2 separate regions of the Homo sapiens genome follow, and region 1 is linked to region 2. A link is a contact called in ENCODE Hi-C or POLR2A ChIA-PET data. All regions are on one chromosome and are shown on one strand. Each heading gives the region's core, a stretch centred on a gene start or an enhancer-like site at or near the end of the contact. The rest is flanking DNA. Distances are from core to core; before and after follow the strand shown.

Region 1 (6,052 bases), core at 2,405-4,904, 390 kb after region 2:
AGATCAATTGTAATTTTTCCAGTTGGCTTATTAAAATTTCTTTCCATGGTTTCTGCTTGCATTCCTGCAGGGCATAGACCTGCACTACCATGCAAAGTAGGGACTGCCCTTATTTATTTCTTTAAACTATGGCTCTTACATCCCATTAAGGTAATTTATTTCACTAAATCCCTGGATACTATTTAAAATTTCTGTCAAAGCATTAATAACTCTTTTACTGTCAGTTATAAATTTATAGGAAAGTGAAAAAATAATAAAAATCAATATTTAGTATACTATAACTTAAAACGTTGGAAAAATTGAAAATTAACTTGGCCAGGCACATTGGCTCACACCTATAATCCCAGCACTTTGAAAGGCTGAGGTGGGAAGATCAAGTAAAACCAAGAGTTCTACACCAGCCTGGGCAATATAGCAAGACCCTGTCTCTACAAAAAATAAAAATAAAAAAATTAGCTGGGCATAGTGGTACACATCTGTAGTCCCTGCTACTCAGAAGGCTGAGGTGGGAGGATCGCTTGGGCTCAGGAGTTCAAAGCTGCAATGTGTTACAACTGCACAACTGTACTCCAGCCTGGACAACAGAGCAAGACCCTGTCTCTAAAAAAACAAAAAAAAAGGCAAAGAAAATGAACTTATCAAGAGTGGTTTGAACAGAACTTGTTCTCTTATCAGTGTTTAACTCATGATACTGAGGAAGAATCTTTCGTATTCCTCAGTAAATTATCATGCTCCTTTCTAAGTCTGGATCAGCTTCCAACATTTTACCCTTTGCATTTTCAATGTTCTCAACTATCTCCTAGAGTTCCTTTAATGAATGTGAGGTCTTCTGACAGCATCACTTCCTCTGAGACAGCTTCATGCTCTTCAACAAAATCACTTTCATCATTTATGTTGGTTGAAAATCTCACCTTACCAAGTTCCTCCAGCTATAAATTCAGTCTCTTAAAAACGTGTAATGTCAGTAGTTCCACAGCCAGCTACTTCTGTATAACTTCATTTATATTCTACCTGATTTTCATTACATGTTATCACTTTTCATTTCTTTGCTGTATTTTCACTTTGTTGGGCAAATGCCTCTTTCAATTATTCATTTCTGTAAAATGTCACATGTGTTTCTTACTGGGAGACAAAGAGGCAACACAACTACATGCTTTGTTGTCTGTGCATAAACTGAGTAACAGATGCACAGTGACCAATCACTGACAGATTTTGAAAGAAGTGACATGATTGATCATGGATCATGATACATGTTTGTAATTTACAAGTTATTTGTAGAATGAAGAGCTAGCAGTCAAGTTTGTACATTATCCAAGTACACAATTAATACACCATGGTAAATGAAATTTGAACCATATTGTTAGGGGATTGGTGTCACTTAACTAAACTGTAGTAACTGAAATTCATATGTATAAAAGCCATGCAAAGCAAGAACTGCCTGCCCATAAATACTCCTATGTATAGAGCATAACATTAACAAATCAAAAATTTACAATGGAATCCTCAAAATTGCCCCTATACTGCCAAATGACATAAACATGAAAGCAAGGATCAAGTCACTTACAGATGTCCTACAGATACAATTAGTACTTGACTTTAATATATTTGATTTTCATACCACCTCACTTTTTAACAGAGCATGCTGATACCTGTTATTTGGACTTTAATATATCAAGAAAGGAAAAGAGATCTGAAGCTCTCATACGATGGCACTGCCTGCTGGAAAACAGTATTGTTTTAGTTGTGTCATCGCCTTATTACAGTAGTTTATTTAAGCAATTATGCAAATGTATTCAATTTTGACCTTATTATATAAAATTAAGTGGAAAATAGAATCAGCAATGGTGGTGATAAAAAGGATAGTGTTAATAAGAAAAATCAGTTTTATGAATTTGATTCCAGTGAAACAAAAGCAAAACTCCTGAGCATCAGATAGTCAGTGGAATTAAGCAAGTTTTTTCTCTGTGAATGTGGAAAATCAAATGAGTACGTACAGAGAGTGCAACATAAATTGCAAAACTATTTTACTAAAGATGGTATATACAACTAGAACCCTGGAAAAATAAAAAATTAAAATTAAAACATTAAAAATAATTAAGGAACTATATTATATCTTTAATTCTCTGGCAATAGAATCCTCATAACTTATTAATCAATTGTTTATGTTTTGCTTTACAGCTGAACACTGGTGAATGCTCTTATATTTAATAATATTTATTAGAAGTTCTAGGCTTCTAAACTGAATAAAGTGTTTCTATTGGTAGTAAGAGAATTTAAAAAACAGATGAAAGTATGCTCAGAACATTTAGGCTGTGAAAGGACAAAAAAAATCATTCTTTAGTATCCCTCTGTGTAGGAAGTCAAAATAGCTTGTATATCATCTTATTTTGTCTTCAAAATGACTAACTACCTCATTCTCATAGTAGAAATACCTTGAAATTAGATACAGGGAAATTAAAACAGAGAAAAGATAAAATTAAAACCTAAGTTTCTTGATTTTTGACACTTCAATAATGTACTTTTTTCTTTAACATTTTTGGACAGGAAATTCTAAGTTAATATTAAGGGCAAACAGAATATTAGACTTGGTATTTAACGTATTTTTATATATATATATAATAATATGATCACTGCTTGTCCATTTTTCCAAAATTGAAGTAAATGAGTATTTTACCTACCCCAACAATCCGCTTCATAGCATCCAGTTTAGCAGAATCTTTGTTGCTCTCTAACATTTGCTTTAGATCTTCATTCCTATTACAAAAGAGAAGAAAAAAAATCCATACTTTGATTTTTATATTAGATAGCTTAAAATATATCATTTTCATAAGAATTAGAAGTAATATCATGGGCAATGTTAAATAACTGCAGCAAGAAGGTGGCCATCTGCAGGCCAGAGAGAAAGGCCTCAGCAGAAACCAAACCCGCCAACACCTTGATCTTGTACTCCCAGGCATTAATTGTGAAAAAATTAATTTCTGCTGATTAAGCCACCCAGTCTGTGGCATTTTGTTATGGCAGCTCTAGCAAACTAATACAAGGGTTAAATGTTACAAACTGTCATTGCAAGAAAAAAATAAGTAAAAGCTAAGCACATTTTTTTCAAAAGGAATAAATGCAATGAAATTTATTATGAAAAAAATGAGCCTTACTTTCCAAACAGCTCATAAAATTAAATGCAATGGTGACCAGTAGAGAAGACAAAATACAATTAAATAATTAAAACACCTACTTCTTCCTAATTAAAAATACAGCTTGAAAATATTTAAACAGTAGAGGTAGTAATAAATAAAAACTGTCTCTGAGAACATACAACTACTACACATACTATAAATGTTCACCTTAAGGAATTTAGGATCCCTGCATAAAACTTTTCAGGCTCTTTCAGATTTCACAGGTAACAGAAAAGGGAGAGAAATTAATGGAACTATATATGTAACTGTATTTTGTTCTTCTACTTTTTGCTGTATTTTCCTATTTACTTAATGACTATGTATACTTTTATAATGAAAAACCTAAACCCTAAAAGAAACCTTAAAAAAATCTTACTGAAGTTAGGTAAGAAAAAAAAAGAATTCGATAGGAACTAAATAGAAAGGAAATGTGGTCACACATACACACATGCCAAAAAAGAAAACAATTTTCTCCTGCTTGTTCCCCTTTTCTGTTCCCCAAAGTGTCCCATTATTCTCCTCTACCAGTTTTATCTGGAGAGAGAAGTGAGCAATGAAGAGGAATGAAGTGTCAATTTTTAGAACAGCCCAACCTCTAATTCCAGGCATAGTCTTACTCGTAAACTAATGGAAACTTGGTTTGCTCATCTAAAGCCCAAATTCCCAGAGTGCCCAGAACAAGCACCTGCTCTCTGAAACTAAAAACAAGAAAACAGAATCTCAATATTAAAGATAAAGGTTTTGCTCTTCATGGTTAACAGAAAAGCTAGTCTTCAACAACAAATACTGCATTAATATAGGAAGAGAAACTAATAATTCTGAGGTTCAGGGAAGAGACAAGAAAAATCCTAGGCACTGTTTCAACCTGATGTAATATGCAGCTTCTCACGTATGTCATAAGGATCTATTTAAAATTCTGATATAAATTACATGTTTCTTCCCAAATTCTTCTTTGCCTGTCACCAAAACAGTAAAGATTTAGGAAAGTTAATACCATAACACCTACTTTACCCTCAAAATACATTAACTTTTATTAAGTTCTTTTAGGTCTACCTTCTTCATTACGTAGATTCAAATATGATCAGTTAACATGTATTACTGCATAAATCTTAGATACTATTTTGTTAAATATCAATATTTGAGTCAAAATAATGCTGAATTAGCAATATTTTCCTCAACTCTTTGCTGAAAACAATAGTTGTTTCAAATATATTCATTTTTAATTTACCTGTGTCTTCATTTACCTAGTTACCTGTAGCTTTCTAGCTTTGAGTATTAGGATACCAACTTTATTTTTACATAAGTGACATCTTGTGGTGTTAAATGGTATAACTTTTCCTTTCATGTTCAAAATAGGCCAGTTTTAAGTTTCAAAGGACAGAGAAGAATATATAACTGAACATTTAAGGCAAATCTTACTATTACCAGGAAAGTCATTCTTATTTTAGCCCCAGAATGAACTAGTAACTATAACTGAAAAATAAAGTTTACCAGTTATATATAAGAACTAGGGATGTGTTAGGGCTATTATGTAGTGTAAATTACCTCTCTTTTTAATCAATCTATAATCCATAACTCATTAAAACCTTCTACTCCTTCTAAAGACAACATAAATTAAGGGGAAAATTAAGACTATGTAGTACTGTACACTATATCAGTGCTACTTAAAGTATGATCTGAGAAAGTCTGGTCCAAGAATCATGACTAATTCACAAATTTTTGTTACCAACCCATGAGGAGATAGGTACCAAAATTCAGAATAAGCACATTGAGAACCGTGACGGAACAATTTGACAATGTAATTTTATGTTTATTGAGTCTAATTTAAAAAGTGGGGCTTGTATTTTATTTTGTGTGCCTTTTTCATTTTATTTTTCTTTAATTTTATTATGTTTTTGTTTGTTTGTTCTTTCTTTTGAGACAGAGTCTCACTCTGTCACCCAGGCTGGAATGCAGTAGTGTGATCTCCGCTCACGCAACCTCCGCCTCCTGGATTCAAGTGATTCTCCTGCCTCAGCCTCCTGAGTAGCTGGGATTACAGGAGTGCATCACCACACCCAGCTAATTTTGTATTTTAAGTAGAGATGGGGTTTCATCATGTTGGCCAGGCTGGTCTCGAACTCCTGACCTCAGGTGATCCACCAACCTCGGCCTCCCAAAGTGCTATGATTACAGAAATGAGCCACCACGCCTGGCCCATTTTATTTTTCTAGTAATTTATTTTTTATTGTATTTTGTAGAAGTATCCATCAATATTGGACTGGAAATTTTAAAAAGAAAAAAGAAAGGACTTTTACCATTTGAGAGCCCCACACTACAAAGTTACCTTCTTTTTCCTCAAAATTATGGTACACCAAAATTTATATACCATAGAAAGCAACACCTAAAACTTACATCCAGGAAATCATGGACTGGAAAAGTGATAAGGAATAGCAATTTCCAATCAGAGATACATGCCCAAAAAAGGATGTATAAAAATATTCAACGAAGGGAAGGCTGGACCTTTATGGAGCCCTACCAAAAAATTCCAAAACACAGGCACCTCTTTAGGCATAGAGAACCACTCCAATAAAAGATGCTACTATCCAAGTGGTGCGCTGCAAATATGAATGGATATGCAGAAAAAACGCTGGAAACAGAGTCAGAACTTACCATTTCCCAGTGCTATGTAGCCAAAGGGAGTGGCCCTCATAATAATAATGTTTTTGTGCAAAACATTAAGGCTTAGGAACATTTTCAGTTCACTTAGGATCTAAGCTTCCCTTGCAGAGTGCTCAGAACTTTGGCTCTTTCTGTTGACATCTGATACCCATGACCACTACTCTTTCATCTTGAAATTCCCTCCTCCTTTTGATTCTGTAGCTCTATTCTCATCTGGT
Region 2 (6,218 bases), core at 1,388-3,887:
AGCTTCAAGATTTGTCATAGCCAGCTTTCTTCCTCCTCCACCTCAATGTATTCTGAATTGTGTAAAAGCCACTGACTTGCCAAATAAGGAAACAATTTAAATGATTCCTAGTATGAATTCATTTTTTTTCTCTTGTGTAATAGGTAAATTATCTAGTATTAGAGGCCCAGAATGAAGGCTTCAAGATTTTGTGGAGGAAAAAGCTACAGTTCTCTTATTCAAGGCATTTCTGAAATCTTGGCCATGTAATTCTGTTAAATCTTTACCTACGCAAGAAACAAAGCTTAGGGCACCTGAGCTTGGTCTTAGGAACTAAGCACTCGAACAAGTAATTCAGGAATTTCCATCTCGGATTCTGAAGTTCTAGAAATGCTAAGTTTTTCTGAAAACTACCCTAATGCTGCCTGTTATTGAATGCACAGTTAGAGGAAAGGAAGGGGATTAGAAGGTAAGGAAGGTTAAGTGGAAGAGAGCCAATGATTTGGGAAACCATTTTTCTTAGAAAACACAATTTGACTTTTTTTTCCCATAAATTCCATCTACCTATAGAATTAGGTTGAGATTGGAATTGTAGCATTTTCCTCTGCTTAAAATTAAACTGAAAGCTATAAATGACATTCTCAAAATCCTGATCTGCCTGACAAACTTCACCTGTTTTGTTAAAGCATAATCATTATATATATATATATGTATATGTATATATATATGTGTGTGTGTATATATATATATATATGTATATATATATGTATTCCACCAGGACTTTAACTAGATTCCAGGTGTTCACATTTCTTTTGACCTTAAGGATTCTATTTCAAGCTATTAAATTAACTAAAATGTGTAAATGGCCTACATTAGCTTTAATTATATAATTATATAGTCAGCAGGAAATGAATCTGTATGAATAAGAACCTAATTGAAAGAAAGTACCCATTCTAGAGCTTGGCATGGATGAACACTTCGAAAGATACCACAGGAAAACTTACCTCTGCCTCTTTAATAGGGTAAATCGACTCTTAAAAATGTCTGCAATGCTTTCCACAAATTTTGACTATATTGGGGATTACTGTAAATAAACAACTGAGCAGAGACTCTTCTCTGGATCAGGGCATTCTTGTTAGGGAGATCCTTACAGTTCATCAATAACTGTGTCCTGAGTAAAAGAAGTTCACCCCAAACCTTGCTTCTGACCCTTCAAATGAAGTAGCTTGGTTCACAAAGAATCTTCCAGTTTCTAACATTCTCCTAACCAGAAAAAAAAAAAATGTATAGTACTAATTCTGCTCAATCATCACCTGCCTTCTTCATCTTTTTACTCTCACAGTTAAGCATGTCCAGTGGGAACTGAGAAAGTGAAGAAGATCCACTCTAACACCTCACATCTATTATGAGAAACCTGAGTTTTACAGAATCCCAAATGTACAGGCTCTCAGGCCCCATGAGATTCTTTTTTTTTTTTTTTTTTTTTTTTGAGATGGAGTCTCGCTCTGTCACCCAGGCTGGAGTGCAGTGGTGTGATTTTGGCTCACTGCAAACTCGCAAACTCCACCTCCCAGACTCAAGTGATTCTCCTGCTTCAGCCTCCCAAGTGGCTGGGATTACAGGCATGCACCACCGTACCTGTAATTTTTGTATTTTCAGTAGAGACAGGTTTACACCATGTTGGCCAGATTGGTCTCAAACTCCTGACGTCGTAATCTGCCCGCCTTGGCCTCCCAAAGTGCTGGGATTACAGGCGTGAGTCACTGTGTCTGGCCTTGGCCCCCATGAGATTTTAACATAATTCCTTCAAAGGTGGCCTGAGGGGCTGAGTAAAGGCTAGACAGGAATTTTAGGGTTTTCTTTTTCTTTTTCTTTTTCTTTTTTTTTTATGTCTTTGGGCAGGACTCTGCGTGTGGGATTAACCAACCAACTTTCTTCCCCCAACAGACATTTTTGAGCTATACTGTGACCTGTGTCAGAAAACTGACGCTGACAACAGACCTGCAAGTACGAACTTGTTATCCCTGCTTCACAGATAAAGGGGCTGACTCACAGGAGGATTCACTGATGCAGCCAGGATTGCACCGCCAGCTCAGAGAGGTCAGTGAGGGAAACCCCACTCTCTCTGACTCAAAGTTCACTCTGACTTGAAGTTCACTCTGCCAGGGGCTGCCCTGGGGGACAGGAAAGAGGTCCTGCCTTTTTTTTTTTTCTTTTTCTTTCTTTTTTTTTTCTTTGAGACAGTCTTGCTCTGTTGCCCAAGCTGGAGTAAAGTGGCATGATCTCAGCTCACTGCAACCTCCACCTCCCGGGTTCAAGCAATCCTCCTGCCTCAGCCTCCCAAGTAGCTGGGATTACAAGAATGCACCACCATGCCTGGTTAATTTTTGTATTTGTAGTAAACACGGGGTTTCACCATGTTGGCCAGCCTGGAGTCAAACTCCTGACCTCAAGTGATCCGTCCACCTTGGCCTCCCAAAGTGCTGGGATTACAGGCGTGAGCCACTGCACTGGGCCAGCTTATTCTTAGTGAGTTGTTTAGTTCTCCTCTTTGTCATAGTCACAAACACTACTCTGCACCTTGGTCCATCCTGTCATGGTGGGCACTTGCAATAGTCAGGATGAACTAGTTAACTAGTTACACTATGAAACAAGTCTTATTCATACGACACACCCAAAGCAGATTGGTTAGGAGGCTCTAAGTATCCTAGTCACTCAGGGACTCAGGCAGACAGAGACTCCACCATCTCATTAGATCTTAAGTCAACATCACAATACAATGCTTCAGGATTCACCATCGCACAGAAAGAGGGCATGAAAAGTTACAACATGACTCCTAAATGTGCTTGCCCAGAAGTGACATAAATCCCCTTACTTTTTTTTTTTTTTTTTTTTTTTTTAGGAGACAGAGTCTTGTCTTGCTCTGTCACCCAGGCTGGAGTGCAGTGGCACGATCTTGACTCACTGCAACCTCCACTTCCTGGATTCAAGCGATTCTCATGCCTCAGCCTCCCAAGTAGCTGGGACTATAAGCACGCACCACCACCCTCGGCTAATTTTTGTATTTTTAGTAGAGGTGGAGTTTTGCCATGTTGGCCAGGCTGGTCTTGAACTCCTGGCCTCAAGTGATCTGCCCGCCTGGGCCTCCCAAAGTGCTGGATTACAGGCCCCCCTCACCTTTCACGGGCCAAGGTGAGTCATATGGCCACACCTGACTTAAAGCCAGTCCTCCTATATGCCTGGAGGAAGAAGAGAACCAGAAATCTTAGAGAGCTGCAGTCATGTCTACAACAGTACTCTTGGTCACAAGGAGGAAGGAGCACTGAGCTGAGAGTCACAGGGCCTTCATCCTAATACTGGCTTTGCCCCTGTATAAGCTCCATGTCCTTGTCCTCTCTCTTAACCTCATGGCTCCCACATCCTCCTCTGCAAATGAGGGCTTGAGATAGATGGTCACCTCTCCGATACTGCACCAGAACAAATTTATTACCTTTGCTAGATTTCAGGTCCCACATGCTTGGGAACAGGTCTGTGGGGTCATCTCCAGTGAAAGCCAACAGCGCAGAGAGGATGATGCGGGTCCTCGTGGAAACAGACTCATTTGTACGCATGATAAGGAAGCTGGCTAGAGTCCACCAGCTCTGAGTTTTGAGATAGTCCACACCAGCATGATGAATGTGTCAAAGATTCCATGTCACACAATAGACTTTGTTAACTCGCTTTGACAAAGGCCTTTTACTTTTAACTGCTTGTGACAGCAGCTCAGAGTTTACTCGTCAATGTGCCTCACATACAGGTGTTGCCCACTTCATATAATAGATATGTTCCTTTAAAAAAAAAAAAGAGGGTGGAAATTTCAAAACCAGAAAATCACCGTTTGAGTTTATGGAAAATCACATTAGTTACAGGAATCCAATGACACAAGTTTTTGAGAAACGGTGAAAAGATCATTGGTCGTTTTACTTTTTCTCTTAAGTCATTGCTTCTGATAATACTGAGAGTTATCTGGCACAGTACACAAAGCACAGTAAAGACATTCAATGATATTTGTGAACGAATGGATAAAACTCAGTTTTCTAACTGTGGTTGACCTGGCATTTTCATAAAATAATGATACTTATATCTGTATCACACTTTCTAGTTAGCAAGCCTTACGTTTACCTGGGACAGGAGTAGAAAGAGCATAAACTTTGGTGTCAGACTGGCGTTCTTATTGCGGGTCTCTTTCTTAGCAGCTGTGAGCTTAGACACAGTACTTCACCTCCTGGAGCATCCATCATCTTATTTGTAAAATATGAGTGATGCCAGCTTCTCAGGATTGTTGAAAGAGTGTGATGAGAGCCTTATGGGTTTTTTCTTTTTCTTTTTTTTTTCTTTTTAGAAATGGCATTCCGCTTTGTTGCCCAGGCTGGTCTCAAACTCCTGACTTCAGAGGATCCTCCTGTCTCAGCCTCCCAAAGTGCTAGGGTTCCAGGCATGAGCCACTGCGCCCTGCCCGGAGCCTTATGTTAACATGTCTATTACAGGACCTGACATGAAGAAGAGACTTAATAAAAGGTGATTGTCCTTCCCTTTTCTATGAAGCAGGAAGGGGAGCTATTATTATCTTCATTGTACAGAAGAGAAAGCTGAGGCCCAGAGAGATAAAGTGGCTTGCCCAGAGTTTCACAAATACAGGATTGGAGCCCCAACTTGTGCCTAGCTCTTTAACATACCACCTCACCAGCCCACACAGGAAGGCAATGACTGTGCACTGCAGATATTTGTGCAGGATGTGTATATTACATGATTTGGGGCTGACGCAACTTGTCTTGTACATATTGTTTTATGTGACTTTACTCTGCCTTTCTGCCTGTGCTGATCATGCCCCAAGAGCTGGGCCAGGCCTTGTGCCCTTGCAGAATCTGCCTCTGCAGCTCAGTGATAGTTGCTCAGCAAGTGCTGATCCACTAGCCCATTTCCTTCCTTCCTTCCTTCCTTCTTTCCTTCCTTCCTTCCTTTCTTTCTCTTTCTTTCTTTCTTCTTTTTTTTTTTTTGACAGAGTCTCGCTCCGTCACCCAGGCTGGAGTGCAACGGTGAGATCTCACCTCATTGCAAACTCTGTCTCCCGGGTTCAAGCGATTCTCCTGCCTCACCCTCCCAAGTAGCTGAGATTACAGGTGTGCGCCACCATGCTTGGCTAATTTTTGTATTTTCAGTAGAGGCGAGGTTTCATCATGTTGGCCAAGTTGGTCTCGAACTCCTGACCTCATGATCTACCCACCTCGGCCTCCCAAAGTGCTGGGATTACAGGCATGAGCCACCTTGCTCTGCTGACCATTTTCAAGTGCTTGCAAATCTGTCCACCCAGAGAGGACATAGTAGCACATTTAATAATTAAGAGAAAAGCTTGGTTTTCAGGAACTTTGTCATCTGAGTTTGATAATTATGAAGGGTATAAGAATTCATTTTATGGTATGGTAGGAAAAGAATAACACTACCTAAAATGCTCAGATGATTTATTAAGGGTTCTTATTTGTAGGGACAGCCTCCCATTTTTCTCTCATGTGATGTCCAGCAGGTGGTTCTGACCTGACTAGTACACATTCTTTAACTAAAGACAGAGCACTGCTAGGCGGCAGACACAGACCTGTGCCCCAGGCTGTAATGGTGAGACAGGCATAATCCCTGATCATGGAACCTATGGGCACAAGGCAGTCAACAGTTAAATACACACAATATTTATAAGTTACAATGAATTAAACGAAGGAAAAGACGAGGAACTAAGAGACAGCCTAATTGGAGGATCTCATTTAGATTGGGAGGCTGGGGAAAGTCTCCATGAAGAAGTGTTATCTACACTGAAACCTGAGAAAAGTTGGTAGAATTCAGGCCAAAAGTGGGAGAAGGAGCATTTCAGACAGAGGGATCAACCTTGTGGAAGCCCTGTGGTGGGAGAGAGCTTAGAATTGAAATGAGGTTAGGGGCCACCACAGGGAAACTGGAGACACATAAGTGATGGGAGCTTGGCCAGGACCAACTTCCTGTAGGCATTCCAATTGCAATTGCCATTTATAAGTTTTCAGCAGATAAATCATATGGTCGAACTTAGGTCCTAACACATCTGTCTACTGCTAAATAGAAGAATGGGTGCCACTTAAGAATGGGTTCAATGTAACGAGGGCAAAAGTAGAAGTGAGGAGACCAGCTGTGAGGCTATTGCAGTGGTCCTGGTGTAGGATGTGGGTGGCTTGGACTTG

What was found. Hi-C counts contacts between places; a loop is a spot of excess contacts on that map. ChIA-PET counts read pairs that join two places held with the same protein, here RNA polymerase II (POLR2A).
Region 1: a map of K562 shows a loop between it and region 2 (3-fold over the local background). The contact joins two enhancer-like sites. A Hi-C loop is called at or near these places in 2 of 168 maps with a recorded cell type or tissue (GM11168 and K562) and 1 of 37 single-sample maps with no recorded cell type. POLR2A ChIA-PET finds 5 or more read pairs at or near these places in 1 of 52 experiments (SK-N-SH).

Annotation. Positions count from the first base shown.
Region 1 is chr5:78,264,842-78,270,893 of GRCh38, forward strand. It overlaps AP3B1 (adaptor related protein complex 3 subunit beta 1), which reads right to left. Exons shown (of 27, transcript NM_003664.5): 2 at 2,679-2,754. Among named protein-coding and RNA genes, the nearest start is that of AP3B1, 27 kb to the right of the region's middle. Within about 2 kb of position 3,655, at least 2 of the 41 ENCODE cell types and tissues checked have a DNase peak (open chromatin) inside an H3K27ac peak, as active enhancers do.
Region 2 is chr5:77,878,119-77,884,336 of GRCh38, forward strand. No RefSeq gene overlaps it. Among named protein-coding and RNA genes, the nearest start is that of TBCA, 100 kb to the left of the region's middle. RefSeq lists an enhancer at 1,899-1,968. Within about 2 kb of position 2,638, at least 2 of the 41 ENCODE cell types and tissues checked have a DNase peak (open chromatin) inside an H3K27ac peak, as active enhancers do.